2 separate regions of the Homo sapiens genome follow, and region 2 is linked to region 1. A link is a loop called in an ENCODE intact Hi-C map of the cell type or tissue named here. Cell type or tissue: endothelial cell of umbilical vein. All regions are shown on one strand.

Region 1 (2,500 bases):
TTGTCCCTGTTATCTGAAACTTTAAAAATACAAACACTGACTAGAATATTCCTGATGTCAAACGGGACGTGTGACTTTGCAGCCCATTATTTTTATACCAAGAAAATTAAGTTAAAGGAATAATAAATTATGAATGTAGCATTTGGAATGTCCCAAATATGGGAAGAAATGTAGAGAAACAGAGCAACATGGAGGGAAAATCCTAGTACCAAGAAAGCAGTACAAGGTTACAATAAACCTCCAGGGACATGAAACTGTTTAGTGTTTTGGGGTTGCACAAAGTCTACCATGATGAAGAGCTGACCAGGTTATAACTCCTTCCTCATCAAAATTCAAATACAGCTATATGTGAAATGTTCCATAAAATGTCAAGTCTGGTTATATATGAATCAGTAAGCAAACTGACTTTACAAAAATTCCATGACAGTAATGTTTGCAGAAAAATATTTCAGGTCAACTGATATTTATTCTGCATAGGGCTAGAAAAAAGAAAAAGCTTGTAACTTCTTTACATTCACTGTTTGCATTATTAGTAAAAATATTTATAGGACACAAACATCAAATGTTGTAATAACATTTTCTTAAATTCAAATTTATTATGGTTCTTAAGAAAATATGTGATTAGGCACCCAAGATCTTTCCAAAATGTCATAAAAACATTTTAAAATTATTCATTTGAAAGTGTTATCCAATGTTGTATACACTTTAGTTTTCAATATAAAAAGGTAACAACATGAACGATATTATGATTTCATGTATTCATGCAAGGTGAAGAGGAAATGATGCTGAATCAGACTCCCAAACCCAAACATCTGAGTAACTGAGTCAAATATTTTAAAGCCGATTTATGTATGCCTGTGTGTATATGTGTACACTTATTATTTTAACTACCATATGATTATCCAAAAACTGATCTGAAAGTGAGAAAAAAAGTGGGATAGCTGATCGTTGTCCCAACTCTTCAAATTCAACAATTTCATCATTTCTTCTCTATTACAACACCATGCTACATTAAACATCCTTCAAGTACAGAATCAGTACTACCATTTCTTTCTTTTCTTTTTTTCTTTTTTTTTGAAACAGAGTCTGGCTCTTTTGCCCAGGCTTGAGTGCAGTGGCACAATCTCGGCTCACTGCAACCTCCGCCTCCTGGGTTCAGGCAATTCTCCTGTCTCAGCCTCCTGAGTAGCTGGGACAGGCGCATGCCACCATGCCCAGCTAATTTTTGTATTTTCAGTAGAGTCAGGGTTTCGCCATGTTGGTCAGGCTGGTCGTGAACTTCTGACCTCAGGTGATTCACCCACCTCGGCCTCGCAAAGTGCTGGGATTACTCCCCGTGAGCCACCACACCCGGCCCATTTCTTTCTTTCTTTAGCAACAATAGACATTGTTCTACTTCCTGGATTCCACGATCTAAAGCTAAAAGATAAGGAGAATCTGGCTTCCTCCCAAAGCAGCTATGATGAACTCCTATCAACACTGTTTTGGACAGCTGGACCCTGAAGGGTACACTCAGGAAAACAGGAATATTTGTGGTCATTTCCAAACCCAATGCATCAGGGCCGACTTTAGAAACATAGTCACAATTTTATGCCTCATACTGCTTAAACAAATTTAGTGCTATAGTCCACCAAAGATCTTAATCAAAAGGAAATTAGAAAGGGTCTGGCTGGGGAACATTTTGAGACCCAACTAAAACCCAAGATATAGTTAGTCTGATGAAAAAGTGGTCACCCAAACATTTACTTATTTTTCACTCTTGATTCTGTGAAAAGGCTTCTGAAGACCAGCTTTAGTTTCTCTCCAACCTAGGACCTTATTGATTGGTGCTGAGGGCTTTTTCAGAAGGTGTAACTCTTTCCATTCTGTTTTGGAGGAACTGATGAGGCTTGTTTTCTCTGGGTGTGCTTCTTGTTCCCCCAGAATGTGTACCATTTCCTTTGATCATCACAACAGTCCTCTGAGGCAGGCAGCAGAGGCCAACCCTCTCCATTTTTACTGATGAGAATAAGCAGATGACTTGCCCAGGGTTTTCTTATAAGTAAAGCTATGATACTAGAGCCAAATGCTCAAGTCCAAAACTTCAATTTTTTAATGTGAAAGCATCAAAAAAGGGGTGTGACTGCTAATTTACTAACAAATCTGTTGATCTGAACATCTGGACGATATAACCCACACATGAGTTATTCCCCTTTGAGGCTGGCCACAATATTAATCCTAACCAATATTTAGAGTTCTCCTGCAAATGACGGCCGCAAAGTTGCCCTTACCAAACACGTAACTGGCCCAACCTAGGAAACTATTTTTCTGGTGGACAAGAGAAAGGAACTAAAAAATCCACAGCTGCCATGAGAAAGAGTGATAATAATATTTATATTATCTTCAAGATTTTAAATATAAGAAAAAAAATACATTTATGTTTTCCTACATGGCACAGAAATGTAGACGACTACACTATTCAAACTAAAACTGCATGATTAGGAGATTCATATTTAGGATA
Region 2 (2,500 bases), 500 kb after region 1:
GCCTTGAAGCAAGTGAGGGAGTTAGTCATTTGGATTTCCTGGAAGAAGAGCCTTCCAGGCAGGGCCGTTAGTCAGTGCAAAGCCCCTAATGTGGGAGTGTCCCAGGCATATTCAAGAAATAGCAAGGAGAGCAGCGTGATTGTCATATAGTGAATAAGATACAGCATATTAGAAGATGAAGTCATTTAGTTAAAACATATTTTGCAAAAGTGTACTTGCCCTTACTATGTATGTTGTTTACTGATAATTGTTTTTCTTTTTCTATTCTGTGCTTTATTTTATTTTTTAAAAATTGCTGATCTGACTCAGTAGGGAAGAACTTCCTAACTGGGTGGCTGATATTATTGATCTCTTCAGCCTTGCCCCATTTGCCTCTGTTGGGAGTAGCCTTTGTTGTTTTGATTCTCTGTTACAGGAGGGGTCCCAACTTGCAGTGTGAAAAATACTGTTGTAGTAACTTAAAATGTTAAACCAAAAGATTTCCTGACGTGTTTTTTGATTCCCGAAAGTGATAACACTTTCATGGTACAGAAAAGCATAATGAAGAAAAAAATGCGTACACTAACCACTGATAACATTTTAGTGTATTTCCTTTCGGTTTTATTCTGTGCATATGCGTATGGATTTTTAATAGTAATGTGTATATTTTGAACAATATAAGATTGGGCTCTTTTTGTTTAATCCTGATGTAGAGTGGTAGACTTCTGGTTCATAGAAATATAGAAAGAAAAGATACCACATGCTTAGATGTATTCTACCACTTGGAAATAACTCCTAGCTTGACCATGTAACTTCAAAAAGTTATTTAACCTTTCTGAGTTTCCATTTTCTCACATATCAGATAGAGATAAAGACCTCTCCTGCTTAGTTCTGGGGCAGCTAATGAGACTGAATGTGTCTGTAGTGCATTATAAGAAACTAAACTCTCCTGGTTTTTGCCACATAATAGGTGTTCAATAAATGTTAAGATGAGGGACTGAGTGAATGAATGAATGACTAAATAGATACCCTTTTTTTGAAACTTTCAAGTTGTCTGTCCAATGGTATTAAAATTGTGTGCACTGATGTAATGAGTTCACTTGACCAGCTTCCGGCCTTTGTGGTCTGTGGTCTTCTTATCCTAATAATTACATTGTCATTATGCCAACAAAAACAGCTTAAAAATGTGACTGTTAAGTGAATAAGTTATCAGCTTAGCTCTGTTTTATAACTGTATTTTAATTAGTGTTATACATAAATTTGTTATATTATTTTGAAAAAAGCTTATGGAGGGAGTTGTGTTTTGTCGTATAGTCCATTGGTTTTAGAATTAAAGGAGATTAGGGTTTGAATTCTGTTCTGCCATTAATTTGGACACGTCACTTAGCTTATTTGAATCTTATTCATTTAATAAATATTCTCCCTTTTACTGTATGCCAGAGACTGCAAAGTTTTTTTTTTTATTTATAAAATAGGGATAATGTAATTCCTACTTCACGTTCAGAGTTGCTATGATGATTTAAAGAGATAATATACATGTTTGTAAACTGTTGATAGAAGATACTGTTAGATTAAAATATTTGTGGATGCTTCAAACATGTGTTTGTTGTGTGGATTCTTTCCCCAGAAGGCTAGGTGTGCAATGTATTTCCCTTTCAGGGAGAGTTGATCAATTATGGAAGTAGTTCTATGGTCTGGATTTCTGGGGTAACTGAGAGTACTAGAAGGTAGAGTGACTTTGAAGCTGGAAAGACCTGCTTCATTCCTAGCTCCCTCTCTTTTTAGCTGTTGTGATAGTAGGCAAATTTCTTTATCTTTTTGAATATCAGTTTTTCTAAAAGTGGGAATAATAATTCTGCAAGATTGTGAGATTGAGATATAATGTATGTAAAGGACATTGTATGATGTCTGGCATGTAGGAGATACTTGTTTGTAAAGTAATAGTAGAGAAGGAAATGTTGTTAAGTGAATGGAGTCGTTGTGAAATGGAGAAAGCACCTTAGAAAAGGATAGTGCTTGTGCTGACCATCCTTCTGTGATTGTTATCTTTTGACTCTCTGAAATGAGTAAATGGGTGAGGCTTTTAATTTTAAAAGTCAAGTCTAGATATTAGTGGTTTCTTAAAGTATTTGTTAACTTGTCTCTTTCCTTTGGTAAGTTATGACATAGCCTTATCAAAATAGTGACAACTATAATTATGATTGATAGAAATAAAAATCTAACTTGATATGCATTTCAGCTTTTAATACAAAAGCAAATAAATTCCTGTAAGTGGTATAAATGAAAGTGAGGAAACATGCGTTATGCCCTGCTGTTTGAAAGGTATCATTTGCACTACATAGAAAAACATCGTTTCTATTACCTTGAACATTCAAAATCATTCAAAAAAGATTATCTCTGACTGTTGTAATTGACTAGGTATATGGAAAATGATGACAAATCTTTAGAAAAATATAATCTTTCTCTAGTTGAATTTAGTAAGGAAAGAGTAGATTATACTGCAGATTTCTCATTACTGAAA

Evidence for each region. A loop is a pair of places that touch in the nucleus more often than their neighbours do. Peaks named below come from ENCODE experiments on the same cell type or tissue, not always from the same donor. Only the 100,000 strongest peaks of a DNase experiment are listed, where the experiment ranks them.
Region 2: it touches region 1 in a loop (6-fold over the local background); 7 of 110 quality-filtered maps call a loop at or near these places.

Annotation. Positions count from the first base shown.
Region 1 is chr9:100,586,466-100,588,965 of GRCh38, reverse strand. CAVIN4 (caveolae associated protein 4) reads right to left here. Exons shown (of 2, transcript NM_001018116.2): 2 at 577-2,500. Among named protein-coding and RNA genes, the nearest start is that of CAVIN4, 9.6 kb to the right of the region's middle. In endothelial cell of umbilical vein, no CTCF peak of the experiment used is centred here; a DNase peak (open chromatin) is centred at 1,425; H3K27ac peaks cover 1,388 bases.
Region 2 is chr9:100,085,954-100,088,453 of GRCh38, reverse strand. The region is part of intron 1 of ERP44 (endoplasmic reticulum protein 44); the gene reads left to right. Among named protein-coding and RNA genes, the nearest start is that of ERP44, 12 kb to the left of the region's middle. In endothelial cell of umbilical vein, no CTCF peak of the experiment used is centred here; a DNase peak (open chromatin) is centred at 1,103; H3K27ac peaks cover 726 bases.